Regions from separate parts of the Homo sapiens genome. Here region 1 is linked to region 2. The links are chromatin contacts, found by Hi-C in ENCODE. All regions are on one chromosome and are shown on one strand. The core of a region is the stretch at or near the end of the contact, and the rest is flanking DNA. Distances in the headings are between cores, read along the strand shown.

What was found. Hi-C counts contacts between places; a loop is a spot of excess contacts on that map.
Region 1: a map of gastrocnemius medialis shows a loop between it and region 2 (3-fold over the local background). The contact joins the promoter of LINC02690 here to the enhancer-like site in region 2. A Hi-C loop is called at or near these places in 1 of 168 maps with a recorded cell type or tissue (gastrocnemius medialis).

What each region holds. Positions count from the first base shown.
Region 1 is chr11:45,747,192-45,754,855 of GRCh38, reverse strand. It overlaps LINC02690 (long intergenic non-protein coding RNA 2690), which reads left to right and starts at 3,248. Exons shown (of 2, transcript NR_183774.1): 1 at 3,248-3,345; 2 at 3,648-4,036.
Region 2 is chr11:45,551,028-45,558,572 of GRCh38, reverse strand. No RefSeq gene overlaps it. Among named protein-coding and RNA genes, the nearest start is that of CHST1, 110 kb to the left of the region's middle. Within about 2 kb of position 3,837, at least 2 of the 41 ENCODE cell types and tissues checked have a DNase peak (open chromatin) inside an H3K27ac peak, as active enhancers do; they include gastrocnemius medialis, where a contact is called at or near this core.

The DNA.
Region 1 (7,664 bases), core at 1,999-4,498, 200 kb before region 2:
CGCTGGCGTGAGATGGACACTTAATACATATGGATTGAGTCTGAATCTCTCAGAACCTGCTTCCTGTAAAATGGAATAGCAGCACCTGTCCTGAGTGTTTTTGTTTTAATTTTTGAAAGTCAAATGAGAGGCCTGTGTGTGGGAGTAGTTGCAAGCTGAATAGTTGCACATATTTCGGGAATGATTACGATCAGCCCTGTCTCTTCTTTTAACTAATCTGATAAATGTAGACATGCTGACAGTTTTGTGATAATACTCCCCCGCCTGGGGCTTTTCCATTTTCCTCTCCAGGAAGAGGGCCGTGTTTAGCATAGCATTCCTCAGTGTGAGTTCATGCCTTCATGGGCCTTATCACATGGGAGTGCTAGTGGCAAGCTCAAGGCCAGCTTGCTGAGTGGCAGGACAGAAAGGCAGTAGATTCCAGGGCTCTTGACTCCTGAGTCCAGCGCTGTGCTTGTCCCAGTGCTGCCATGGTGCCAGGTGTGGGACAGGACACTGGGGAGGCACGCACGTGACAGAGGCACTTCCTGGACCAGCTCGTGGTGGCACCTTGCCCACCACCAGACACCCCTCCCAGGGCCTGAGCACTGCCCCAAGCTCCCTGCAGGACAGCCATGCTCGAGTCTGGGACCAAGAGTGCTCTCTTTAAGGAGGCTGGGATCTCAGAGTGGGACTCTCAGCATCCAGATACCAAAGGGGGTCGTCCTCTTCCTCCCTCTTTTCTTCCTGCAGGGGTTTCTTGGGCCACAGCCTCACCTTTGCCCATCCCCCTCAGTTGGGAATTGTCTGAATTAAGAGTTAAAAAAGGTCAGATCTTGGAAGGATTGAGCCTCCTCTCCCAGGAGGCCCAGAGAAAACTTCAAGTCATAAACCTATTGTCCTGGAAACCCTCACTTCCCCTAGCTGTGCCTCGGTTTCCCCATCTGTAAGCTGAGGAACCTCATCTAGCTCTAGAAAGTAAGTCTATGGATTGAGAAACATCATAAACTCCTGCCATTTACATATGAAATACTTCTTGTAATTCCCTCTCCCCTCCGTCCACCCTCCTGTGGGGTCCTCCTCGTGTCACTCCTGTGTGATTACAGTAGCTTCCTAAGGTGTCTCCTGGACTCTAGTACTTCTCCTTCACGTCTGCCTGGAGAAATCTTTGTAGGTTCTGCTCTCCTCATGTCCTTTCCCTACTTTCAAACTTGGGATGGCTTCCTGCTGCTCCTGTGTAAGGTCTGTGTCACATCTCTTCACCTCTGCCACAGAGACCACTTGGGATTTTCTAGAGTACTGGAAGTTTTACTCTTCCTAGCCTTTGCTTTTGCCATTTCTTCAGCTAAAATGCCTTTCCTCCTTCTCCTGATGATGACATTTTCTGCAACCTGCAAGACCTAACTTCTTCCCACCCATCTTACTTCTCCTCTTCTCCCTTGATGCTCCTATTGTAAGTGCCTTTGTGCTTTTTTTTTTTTTTTTTTTTGAGACACAGTCTTGCTCTGTCATCTAGGCTGGAGTACAGTGGCACAATCAAGGCTCACTGCAACCTCCATCTCCTGAGTGTGAGAGATTCTCCTGCCTCAGCCTCCCGAGTAGCTGGGATTACAGGCACTGGCCACCATGCCCAGCTAATTTTTGTATTTTTAGTAGAGACGGGTTTTCACCATGTTGGCCAGGCTGGTCTCGAAATCCTGACCTCAAGTGATTCACCCGCCTTGACCTTCCAAAGTGCCGGGATTACAGGTATGAGCCACCGCGCCTGGCCTGTGCTGGTTTTTTTTTTTTTTTTTTTTTTGCATTGTATCATAACCAGTTAACGTACTTGATTTTCATCACTATAAATCCCATTGTATGACCAATCATCCCAAACATTTAGCATTTTCCTTAAGTTATAAAAGTAAACCAGGCGCGGTAGATCACTCCTGTAATCTCAGCACTTCGGGAGGCCAAGGCGGAGGATCGCTTGAAGCTAGGAGTTCAAGACTAGCCCTGGCAACATAGCGATAATCCGTCTCTACAAAAAATACAAAAACACTTTGGGAGGCCCAGGCGGGTGGATCACCTGAGGTTGGGAGTTCAAGACCAGCCTGGCCAACATGGCGATACCCTGTCTCTACTAAAAAATACAAAAATTAGCCAGGCGTGGTGGCGGGTACCTGTAATCCCAGCTACTCAGGAGGCTGAGGCACAAGAATTGCTTGAACCCGAAAGGCGGGGGTTGCAGTGAGCCGAGATAGTGCCACTGCACCCCAGCTTGGATGACAGAGTAATACTTCATTTCAAAAAAAGGAAAAAAAAACCCCCAAAAACAAAAAAACTAAACAAATACAAAAAATTAACTGGGCAGGTGGCACACACCTATAGTCCCAGCTACTCAGGAGGCTGAACTCAGGAGGCTGAGGGGAGGATTACTTGAGCCTGGAAGGTCAAGGCTGCAGTGAGCCGTGATGTGCCACTGCACTCCAGTTTGGGTGACAAAGCAAGAGCCCGTCTCTCTTGGGGGCGGGAGGGAAGCGCACTCTTGTAACATCTCCAAATGGTTGAGAAGTAAAGTGAAACGCCCCCCTTCTCTAACCCTATTGGTCAGTCCTGCGACTCCTGGGTAATGGCTGCTAATGGTTCCTTATGTGTTCTTCCGCCCGTACGCCTTTGCATTTTCAACGTGTATGCATGTACCAAAATTGATGTAACTGGCCTCCATTACGGGACATTTAGGTTGTTTTCCATTATCTACTGCTGTAAATAATGCTGCAAAGATCACCTTCAGATTCAAATATTTCTGCAGGCAGCGTCTTAGAAATGGGATTGCTGGGTCACAGAGAACATCCACTTAAAATTTTTAATGAACACTGCCAAACCGTCGTCAGGGAAGACTTCCAGCAAGTCTCGTACTGATGTGGAAATATCTGTTCTCCTCCTTTGAAAGTGGGTCTGGATCTTAATTTGTCGCTGTGGCCCTGGCATGTAGTAGGCTCAGTAAATGCTTGCTGAGTGACCCTACGGGTTATCAAGCCCTGGCTCTCTATTTTCTCAGAAAAAAAGCAGCCCTTCTGCCCCTAAAAAAAGTCTACAAAGTCAATCGTGAGACCAGACCTTGACCTGTTCCGTTTGGCGCTCTGGATTGCGGAGCATACCGAGGAGTCCTGGGTACTTTCTTTGTTAAGTGGGGTGTGTGTGGTTTTTGTTTTCAAAGCTGGCCTGGAGGCTCTGGGTTGCCATGGCAACTGATGAGCAGGGCCGCCTTTTCCCTTCCCTCCATCTTGGGAGCCCTGGTTGCCATAACAACTGATTGGTCCTCTCCTCTTCCTCCACCTCTGCCACAGGGCTCCAGCTTCCCTCTGGGGGCACCACTGTTCTTAGGTCTGGGGCAACCCTGATTTCACTTGACCCATGTACCTTGGGACCCTCTTGAGAGGAGATGTGAGCGAGGCCATTACTGGGGAGGGTGACGGCAGAAAACAGCATGGCCACTGGGAAGGGGAGAGGGCTCAGGTGGAGGAAGAGTGAGGTTCCCTGCTCCGACCTAGCTTGGGAGAATCAGTGTTGCCTGGGGACCAGAGGGGGAAGCAAGTTCCTCTGAGGTTCAGGGGTGGTTTTGGGGATCAGTGAGTTACAGGGACTGTGAGGTCTCAAGCATTCTTCCTCAACATTTCCTGTTGTAGATGGCAGAGCAGATGCAACGGCACCCCTGAGCTGCCCTCAGGGGGTCCTCAGCCTTGGAGGAGGCAGGAGACCTGGGCTATGGAGCCACTCACAGGCCCTACTGAGAACAACTTGGTGTCCATCACAGTCCTCTTCAGAATGCCCAGAATATGGGGATAAGAAGGTGAAACCGGCATGTTTATTAACACAATGGAATATTCTGTGGCCAAATCAAAGGAAGACGTTGAGGATTCTGGTGACACCTGGAAACGTACTGCTAAGGGAAAAAAGCAGGACCACAATGTTATGTGGATATTGACTGCGACTATATATAATGCCAGCGTGGACTTCTCAGAGATGGAATTTGGAGGAATGTAATACAGATGCAAATAGAGTTTTCCCCACATTGCCTTCTCCCGCGGTGTTTCTTCATCTCTGTCAACAGCCTTGCCACCTACTCTGTTGCCCAAACCAGAAACTTGATTCAAACTACACTTCTCCCTCTGCCCTCATGCCCCGTTCCTGTTAGTCACAAGTCCTGCTGGTTCCAGCTCTGAGACAGCTTTCAGAGTACTCCTCCTCCTGTTCCCACATTCACATCCCTAGGGGACTCTCTCCTCCCAGCGTGTCTGTTCCCCCGCATGCCCCCCACGCTCTGCTCCCCTGGCACCTCTGCCATGCTGCTGCCCCAGGGCAGATGTGGCCAAGGGGCTCCTCTCCTCCCACTCCTCGTTTGCTCCAGGATCAAGGACACACTTCTTGGCCCATTGAAGGCCCTTCCGGATCCACTTCCTTAGCCTAGGCTCTAGCTTCTCCCTGCTTGCAGCCATGCAGCAGGAGGCTCTCTTTATTCCTCTTTGCCTGTGAAGATAGCTGCCTCTGGCAGGAATACCCTTTGCTGCCTCATCTGCCTGGTCAACTCCTATCCCCCATTTCAGATTTTGCCCAAGACTTTCTAAGACAGTAGAAGAAAGGTTTCCACTCCTTTCCCCTCCTGAAAACTGTACAGAAACCACAGGAGAACAGGAATAGAAGCCTGAACTCCGTCTTTGGTGGAACATGGAGACCTCCCTACTCTTGAATCTCAATACGTGGAGGGGGAAGCTGCTGGAGGAGGATAAAGCGCTCAGCAGAGAGGAGAAACATCAAACCTCTGTACTTACCAGTGGGGAAGGCACTATAGAAATGAGCTGATTTTCTCTACAGAGACCCAGAAAGGGTCCAGGATCAGAGGCACCAGGTATCACAGGAAGTGGGGCAGGACCTGAGAATAGGGGTAGGGGGTAGTTTGAAAGTCTGTGTAAGGAGCAGTAGACTTCCAAGTCCCACTCCATCCTATGCAGCCAGGTGACTGTCCTCCTTACTCCCACGAGAGACCAGAGGTCCTGGTCTCAGAGATGCCAAGTGTGAAGAGAAGGGGTGAGGTGTCCTAATAAAGGCTCCCAGCCTCCTTCCCCACCCACCTCCAGGGTACCAGAATCAGGCTTATGCCTGCATCCTGCACTAACCCCATGCAAAGATTGAAGTGTGTTTTCACTGGAGGAATTAAACAAGCCCAAAGAAATGACTGACAGATGCTTATGCTCAGGGGTCTGTAGCAGATAAGCTGGTGGGAGCAACTGAGTGTCCAATTAACATGCCACACTCAGGCACTTCATACCTCCAACTGGCCCTGCAGTGGGGAACCATTAAATACCAACACACACCCAAAGATCACGGACACTTGAGGGACACTTTCTCTCAGTATTCTGAGGAAGATATGAACCAAGAGGAAATGGAGACTATGCAGGGAGCAGAATATAAGGTTGAAGAAACCATAACTGATATCCTTAGAGAGATACAAGAACATATTGCACCCATTAAAAAGTAACAGAGTGAAATAAAAAAGAAATAGAGAAAAAGAAAGAATCCTTAAAAGTAAAAATCCTGATGGTAAAAATTTTAAAAATTATCAAGAGTTGGAAGATAAAGTTGAAGAACTTCCTCTGTACATATAACAAAGAGAGACAAAGACATGAAGCAGAGAAGAGGCAGGAGAGAAAGTGTAAGCAATTAGGGATCATGCTGGGCGTGGTGACTCATGCTTATAATCCCAGTGCTTCAGGAGGCTGAGGTGGGAGGATTGCTTGAGGCCAGGAGTTTGGGACCAGCCTGGGCAACATAGTAGAACCACATTTCTACAGAAAATAAACAAATTAGTTGCATATGGTGCACCTGTAGTCGCAGCCACTAGGGGAGGCTGAGATAGGAGGATCACTTGAGCCCAGGAGGTTTTTTTTCTTCTGTTGTGCTGGGATTACAGGTGTGAGCCACCATGCCCGGCCGAGCCCAGGAGTTTGAGACTGCTGTTGAGCCCTGATCGTACCACTGTACTCCAGTCTGGGTGACAGAGCAAGACCTGTCTCTGAAAAAATTTATATATAATTAATGAATCAATCTAGGAGGTCCAACATTCAGCTAATAGGGGTCCCGGAAATGGAGAGAGGAAGGAATGAAATTGTCAAGGAAATAATACAAGAAAATTTCCCAGAATTAAAGGACATGTGTCCTAGATGGTAAGATCCACTGAGTATCCAACTCAGTCAGTGAAAAAAATATCCACATCCAGGCTCATCATTACAACCTTTCAGATGCAGAGATCAAGGTAGTTCTGTGAGGTTTCTGGAGACAGCTGGCTGGGACTTAGACGAGACAAGTGAGGCACTTGCCTTGTGGGTGGAATTTAAGGGGGCACCAAAAAACTCAGTGATCAAGATAAAAAAATTAATGCACTATTTAAAAAAGAGGCCGGGCGCAGTGGCTCACGCCTGTAATCCCAGCAGTTTGGGAGGCTAAGGCAGGCAGATCACTTGAGGTCAGGAGTTCAAGACCAACCCAGCCAACATGGAGAAACCCCATCTCTACTAAAAATACAAAAATTAGCTGGACATGGTGGTGCACACCTGTAATCCCAGCTACTTAGGAGGCTGAGGCAGGAGAATTGCTTGAACCTGGGAGTTGAAGGTTGCAGTGAGCCAAGATCGCACCACTGCATTCCAGCCTGGGTGACAGAGCAAGACTCTGTCTCAAAAAAAAAAAAAAAAAGAAAAGAAAAAGAAAGCAACCCATGATAAACAAACAGCAAAATTTTAAGTAAAGACATGATGGTCCGACAGGACTGGGATTTGGGCGATGTGAGTGAGGTCAAGCTGAATAAGCGTAGGTTTGGATCTCGTCTTTATTTGAAATTGACATTTCAATGGGTGAATTTTTTGGCACTCCCTTGCATGTTTGCATCTCAGATGGGTGCTTCACTCACTTCGTCCTAGTCCCAGCTCCGCACAGGAAACCTCTGGAGTGATGGCATCAGGCTGCTCAACAGTGACACTGGAAGTTTGAAGACAAGGAAGCAATGCCTTTCAAAATTCTGACTAAGACTGGCTCATGAGCGGTGGCTTATGCCTGTAATCCCAGCACTTCGGGAGGCTGAGGCGGGTGGATCACTTGAGGTCAGGCATTGGGGACCAGCCTGACCAACATAGTGAAACCCCATCTCTACTAAAAATACAACAATTAGCCGGCTGTGGTGGCACAGGCCTGTAGTCCCAGCTGCTTCGGAGGCTAAGGCAGGAGAATTTCTTGAACCCGGGAGGCCAAGATCACACCACTGCACTCCAGCCTGGGAGACAGTGAGACTTTGTCTCAAAATAAGCAAAAAACAGATCTGACTGAAGATGTTTTTCTAACTAGTATTCCACACCAACCCAGACTGTCAGTTAAACATGATGGGAGAAATAAAGAGCTTTCTAGACATATTGTGTCTTCAAATAACTTGCCTCCTATGTACCTTTCTTAGGGAACTGCTGAAGGATGTGTTTAACTTAAATCAGGGCTCCAAGAAAGAAGTTAGATCCAGAAACAAGGACTGCAACAGAGGAGGGAAGAGAGAAGGGAATTCCTTGGGTCATGGCTCCAGGGACACAAGGAGACAGCTATGCCTTGGACCAGAGAGCAAGCTGCCTAGATCAGCAGAAGTCAGAAGGCTCTAGTGGCTGGGG
Region 2 (7,545 bases), core at 2,588-5,087:
CCCGTCATGTGTCAGGTACCAGCGTCATGTTATATGAGCACTTGATATGTGAACTGTACATTACAGTTTATAAAGGACTCCCTTGTAGGTTAATTATTCTTGTGTCTCAGCAGAAGGGGCTCCTAGAGCTCCTCAAGTACAGCCCTGTAATCAAGGCCTGCTTGCTGTGTCTCCTTCCTACAGCAGCCGAGGATGGTGGGGAGCCCAGCTTGTATCCTCCCGCCTGCCTTTGCCCATGTGGTCCCAAACAGGCACCGTCAGTTCAAGCCCAGCATGATCTTGAAGCCTCAAGTCCCCAAAGACTCAAGGGTGAGAAACATAACCTTCTAGGTCACTGGGCAGAAGAGGCACCTGTAGCTCAGATATGGTTTGGCTGTGTCCCCACCCAAATCTCATCTTGAATTCCCACATGTTGTGGGAGGGACCGGGTGGAAGGTGATTGAATCATGGGGGCAGGTTTTTCCCATGCTGTTCTTGTGATAGTGAATAAGTTTCATGAGATGTGATGGTCTTAAAAAGGGGACTTTCCCTGCACAAGCTCTCTTCTCTTGTTTGCCACCATGTGAGACATGACTTTCACCTTCTGCCATGATTATGAGGCCTCCCCAGCCACGTGGAACTGTAAGTTCAATAAACCTCTTTCTTTTGTAAATTGCCGAGTCTTGGGTATGTCTTTATCAGGAGCATGAAAACAGACTAATACAAGTCCCTCTTGAGTTCAGGTAAGTAACTTTCCTGGGCTCTACACTCATTCCTGGGATCCAGGATCTTGGGGGGTGGGGTGGGGTCTTCCTACCTGCCTGAAGTCCCTTGTCTGTACAGAAAAGGGCACTGGTCTGACCCAGCCCCATTCCTCACCTGAGCACCCACATGGACCCAAGCCAGAAAGAGGAGGTCAGGCTAAGATGCTGAGTCAGGGTGCTTTAGGCAGCAAGTAATAGAAGAATCGACCACTGCAGGCATCAACCATAAAGAAAATGTGTTATCTCATAGGACGAGATGTTCCAGAGGCAGCGTTGCTTAATTCCATGACTCAGCAACATCCCCTGAGGCCATGGTTTTTGTTTTCCCTTTTCTCTCTCTTCCATCCTCAGGGTGGGCTGTTCCCTCATGGTCATGAGGTGGCTGCCACTGCTCCAAGTATCACAGCCTTATAGCTGCAGCCAGAGGCAGAAAACAACTTGCTTCTTGTGACTCATTTCTTTTCAAGAGCAAAGAAACTTTTCCCAGAAGTCCCCCAGCAGACATTTTCTTTTGTTTTGCTGGCCAAAATTGCACCACCTGCCCTCTCTCCCCGAACAAAGCATAGTCATTGGGGTTACTGGGATTGGCTTAGACCAATCATGATTCATTCCCTGGGGCTGGGAGTGGCTCCACCTTTCCTGACCTCTGGACAGCACTGGGCTTCTGTTAGAGAGGAGTCCCTGCTGTCCCACTCTGCCTTCTCTGCCCCTCCCCTTCCCACTCCAGACCTCAGCCCTCAGGAACGTACCCCCATCCCACGCCTGGCACCTCCCCTCTGGTCAGCCAAGGACAGGCAAGGATCAGAGTCTCTGAGACAGAGGGCCCAGTGTGAGCCAGAGCCCTGGGCTGACGCAGGACCTTGGCATTGTCCAGCTCCCAAATCCCTGGGTAGCTGGTCTCAGAGCTCCCCTGCCCGACCCCAGCCAGTCACAGAACTGCTGACACTCACATCGCACTTACCAGGCTCTGTCGTAAACTCTTTATGTAAGTTACTTACTCCTTACAGCAACTGTAGAAGTAGTTCTGTGATCATCCTCATTTATCAGAGGAGGGAATGGAGACAGAGAGCTAGACCATGCAGCAGGAACTTAGTGGAGCTGAATGTGAACCCAGGAAGTCTGGCTCCAGAATCTTCCCTGAACTGCAGCTCTACGGCCCCCCCAAGTCCTGCTCCATCCCCTTAGTGCAGGTCACTGAATCACAGCCTTTCTGGGCAGCAAGCAGGACAGAGCCGGGGAGGGGAGGTGTCCTGGAGGGACCTGGGCTGCCTACCTCCCCCAGCCCGTGGGAGAGTCACAGGGCTTTGCTGAGCCTCTGTTTTTAATGTTTGAAAGGTGAATCCTAATGATGCCTGTATCAGAGGGGTGTAGTGAAAATGAGAGATTATAACCTCTAATAGTTAGTAGAGGACGACAGGATGGCAGAACAGTGATGGATGGGTAGACGAGGAGCATAGTGGATACAGCTCCCTCTGCCCACCACCCTCTTGTCTAGTGGTGCCCATGGCTTACTCCTCCACTTCCTACAGATCTTTGCTCAGCAAGGTCCTTCCTGACCACTGATAGGAAACAGAGTGCCAGCGCTGGCACTTCCTCTCCCCTTACCTTCTCCATCAATGAAGGGATCCCATCAACATCTGACCTGTTCGCTGCCTTGTTAAGATGCGTACTGCCTGTCTCCTGCATTAGAATGTAAACTCCACTATTTTGTTCACTACTTATCTCTAGGGCCTAGAATGTTATTCAGCACATAGCAGGTACTCAACAAATAATTGTTAGGGAAGTGAATGAATGGATGAATGAATGAGTAAAGGGGAGGATGGAATGAATGACCCATGCTGGGATTTGAATGCTGGTCTTGCTGAGGGAAGCAGGGAGGTCAAGTCCAAGGATTCTTCCCAGCCCCACAGCTGCTGTCCCTGGCAAATCAGTGGCCACTCCGTATTCAGTGTATACTACTGGGTGTAGGGAAGGAGCTCCAGGCTTAACCTCTCTTGGCCATCTTCTCTCTTGTCCCTCTACCCTTCCAAGACACAGAGCCTTGTCCTATAGCTCAAACTTATCCCACCCTGGCCTCTCCTCATAGATGGAATTTGAAACTTCAGGAGCACTTGGTCTGGAGTCAGACAGATCTAGATTCAAATCCCAATGCTGTGGCCTCCTTGCTGTGCGACTTTGGGGAAAGTGACTTGATTGTCTAAGCCTTTGGCTCCTCTTTTGCAATATGGGTCCAATCACAAGCCTGACTTGCTAGCATTGTGGGAACTAAGCTTGATGACAGACGCAGAACCCTTATTGTGGCTTGTGAGAAGGACTTAATAAAAGAAATCGAAACCAACCAGACAGACAATTATTGAGTGCTTACCCTCAGGCGGACATGGTGCTAAGTGCGTTATGTGCACTTAGTTCTCCCACCCACCCCATGGGGTAGATACTAGCAGTATTCCCCTTTTAAAGATGAGAAAACAGAGGCACTAAGATGTTGAGTCATTCACCCAGCAGCACCAAGCGAGTGAATGGTAGAGCTGGGATTTAACAAACATTTAAAACAAAACTCAGCGGTGGACATGAGAAGATGAGGCAGTGAGAGCCTCTGGTCTGGGGGATGGGAGCCCTGCTGCTGGTCCCTAACTTGCTTGGTGACATGGCTATTCCCACAGGCAGTGCTGAGAAAACCCAGAGGACAAACGGGCTGTCACTGAGGGTGTCTGGGGAGTAGGGCCTTGAAGCAGGAGAAGAAGCTCTGCTTTATTCTGTTTTTAGAAGCTTTTTTTTTGGTTGGGGAGGGGGGAAGTGTCTGGTTATGAAATCAACACATGCTCATTTTAGAAAACATGGAGATGACTTAAAAGTATAAGGAAATAAATAAAAGTGATCTGAAATTTCCCGACCCTGAATATTCACTGTTAACATGTTCATGCAGTTAATTTATTTGCTCAACAAATGTTTATTGAGTGCCTCCCGTCAGCCAGATCTGTGTGTGCCGGACACTGGGGACAGTGTGAGAACCAAGTGGACACAGTCCCTGCCCTCTTGGATTAGATACTGCACAGCTAAACAGACTTGGGGCAGCTCATGGGTGTGGTGCTGAGACGGAGGAGCCACGTGCTGGAGGGCTGGACGTGGACACACGGAGCCAGGACCTGACGGGTGATCTGATTGTGTATTCTGTATTCTCCACTAACTAGTAGGTGTGAGCATCTTTAATTGGGAAATTTTCACAATGCATGAGTGGAAGGGTCCCCAGGTGGAAGGCAGGGCAGAGGCACGACAGCCGCTGCACCTTGGGCCAGGCCCTGGGACACATACCATTCCCCTACAGGAACCCTCTGACCTAGTTTCTTATTCCTCCTGTGTGTTCATGTCCATCAGAACCTGGACTCAGGCCTCACTCCACCCTCCGTGGCCCAAATCCTGGGGTAGCGTGAGTCATCACAGGGAAAGGCCTGAAGGGCAGCCCTCAAAGTCACCTAGACCTCCCGCCCCACTTACCTCAGATGGGGCAGAGGCTCCAAGGCTGTGCAGCAAGGCGGGGCTGTCATCATGGGCAAGGTTAGGGGCCAGGCCTTGTATTGCCTGTGTTTTCTTTCTGCTGCTCTCTAGGCTCATCCTAAGCCAGAAGGCCTGGCCCCTGTCCCCTCCCACCCCCTCCTCCATATGGTCAAGCTTGCTGGAGGAGTGCTGTCTTTGTCTATGGCTACGCCTGATGCCACTTCGTGCTGGTGATCTTGAAGGATACATGAGAGAACAATGCCTGGGCCTTTGCCTCTACTTTCTTCTCCAGCCAGGCCTGCTGGCCTCTTAGGCCGGCCCCCAGCCTGGTTTAAAAGTCCTCCATGCCCCTTGGCATGGAGGAGTCACTTTGGCTGACTCCTTGTCACAGCTGGGGCAAGGTCCAGGCTGGGGTGGGGGATCCCCGGCACCTAGTGTCCCCTCCCCCAGAGGTGAGCTGTTCCAGCCACGGAGGGGGAAGACAGAGTGCTCTTTCTTACTAACTGGATCAGGAAGGGGTGCCAGCTCCACTCCGCATGGTGCATATACACATGCTGCCACGTGCACATATGTTAGCACCTAGGCCACACGTGTGCTCACCCACCATGTGTACAAGCATCCACCAGGATGTACGCTGTGTGGAGGCAGGGACTTCGTTTCATTCACCGAATGCTAGCACAGTGGTGGGTGCATAGAAGGTGTTAATTAAACATTTGTCAAGTGATAACTAAATGAATGATGAAATGAGTGGTAATACTTGTGCATGTCAGTGGCTATGCAGAGGGACACTCCAGTGTCCATTGACAGGCATATGTCAGGCTCATACACATACAGGGGTATGCCAGCACACAAACATATGCTCAAAGACACGTGCACACAGGTGTGTGCTAGTCACACTAGTTGATGTGCACATCTGTGCATGCTTGCTTATTTGAACACATGAGTATGTGGGCACACACCAGTGCAGGCAAGGAGACTCACATGTGTGTAGCCATACCCCTAGTGCAAATATGCACACATAAACCTGCATTTAAAACTGAAGACATTTTAACAAAATTGAGCAAGTCACTTGTTCCGAATCCTGTGCTAAGTGCTGGGTAGGGCTCAGGGGTGGAGAATTGAAGGTGGACTGAATTGGGCTCCATCCCCAAGATGCTTATAATCTATGGAGGATGACAGATATTAATTTAAACAGTACAAAGGGGTGAAGGAAACCATGTGTACGGGTGTATTTGTGTGTGCACATGAGTGCAAGAAATCCTAGAACCTTCAGAATGGAGTGTTGGGTTCCCAGGTGTGTCTCCAGGTGGCTCGTCTAAATCTTGTTTCCAGGTTGATCTAGGGACACTGAGTGACTTGAGTGGGGACTCACGAGCAAAGACGGATGGACTACTTAAAAATGCATCCACAGCATATATTTCTCTGCATGCACACAGCACACATGCAGGCCTACAGCACAGGGATACACATGACCACAGGTGCACAGAACACCCTGCACCTGCTCACACAGCCGGCCAAGCACATGTACCCCACAGGTTCTGACAAGGCCTGCAGGTGTCTCTGGCTCCTCCTGAGTCAGGGGAAGGTGCCTTGAGAGAATCCTGTAAGAGACTGGAGCTGGCGGCTCCTCTAAGGAGTCTATTACACAGCCCAGCTCATTCATCCTGGAGGTGGGTAACAGGATGTGGGCTGCATCTTGGGGGTAGGAATGGGTTTGAAATGTAGCTGAGTCTCAGAAATGTCCTGGACCTGGTGGCCTCAAAGGGGATTGTGTGTTCCAGGTAGCCCTGGGCCTAGCCCCTGTTCTTTTAACCACACCAGGCTCTTCAGCAGGACTGGAGAAGCCTGGGATTGGGGAGAACCCGAGGAGAGGGTGAGGGATTGACCATAGTTATGAAAGGGGCACTCATGAATGCCAGAGCTGACAAAACAAGTCAAAGACCTGTGACACAGGGGGAAACTGAGACTCAGAGAAGGGGAAGGGCTTTCCCAGGGTCACAGAGAAAGGCAGCAGTGAACGTGAGACTGGAGCCCAGGTTCCTGGGGCACTTGTTGTATGTAGCCCTGGGATGCCTCAGGCGGAGGCAGAATGGTCACTCGCTTGGGGTCCATGGTCCTCTTTAGGCCTTTCCTCCCTCCCAACACAGAAATATTGGCCCCACCCCAAGACCTGCTCATGAGGAGGTGGCTCCTGACTCTACTTTGCCATCAGAATGGCAAAGTCCCTTTGAGCTGTAGCATTTCGTGCCAAAGCAGAAAGATGGACCAGTGACCTCTGATGTTCCTCATTAGCTCATAGGACTTACCCCTGGGGATATCTCAGACCACGATTTCCGTAATATGGGCCAAGGAGGGAGGGAAAGCTACTGAACCTAGAATCAAGGGCTTGGCTTCAATCCCGCAACAGCAACTTCCTGGCTGTGTGACCTTCAGTGTGCCATTTAACCGTTCTGTGCCTCAGCTTTCTCATCTGCAAAATTGGGATAACATTCTTTATCTCATGGTCTGGGCTGTAGATTAAATGAGCTCATGCCTGGAAAACTCTTAACTTCATCAGGCATATAGCAAGTGTCCACTCAAAAGATGGTAGCAATGACTATTTTGGTTAGAACAGTAATTGTTAGACCTGTCTGTGTGGCCTATACCCTGTATGCACAGGCCTTGTATGCCGCAGGTGCTTGCAGGCAGCTGCAGGGAACTTGGCTCTTTTTTACTCTGTGGCATGAATTTGGAAAGCATGGTGTGTGTCTGAGTGTGGGTACGTAGTTGATAAATACCCAACGTGGAATGCAACTTTGCCTGAATCAGGCGAATGAACCTGCCAGTGCATCAAACTGAGAAATGAGTTTCGATTTCCAGCTGCCTGTGATGTATGGGCCTGCTTAGGAGCTGTGGGCTGGAAGCTCTTAAGCCTGGTGCTCTGGGCCACATGGCTGCCTGGCTCAGCGGGGCCCAGCCCCTCACGTCAGGGCTCTGGGAAACACTATTGGAGCCTAATCCGGGGATTTCCTCGTGATGGCCGCAGCATCAGGAGGACCTGCAGGAGATGGGACATGGGGTGGCAAGGCTGAGGGGGACCAGGGAAGAGCAGGCTGGGGACACCTCAGCTCCTTTGTCTTTTGGGACTTGGAGGTTTGGGGAGAGAGGTTTATCCTGAGAGCCTGAGAAAGTTGGCCTGGACCAAACTGGTTCCTAGGGGTCTTTAGGCCTAGGGGTCTCTGATTCAGTGAATAAGAACAGAATACCTAGTTAAATTTGCAATAAAGAACAAATAACTTTAAAGTAGAAATATGTCCCAAATATTGAGTGG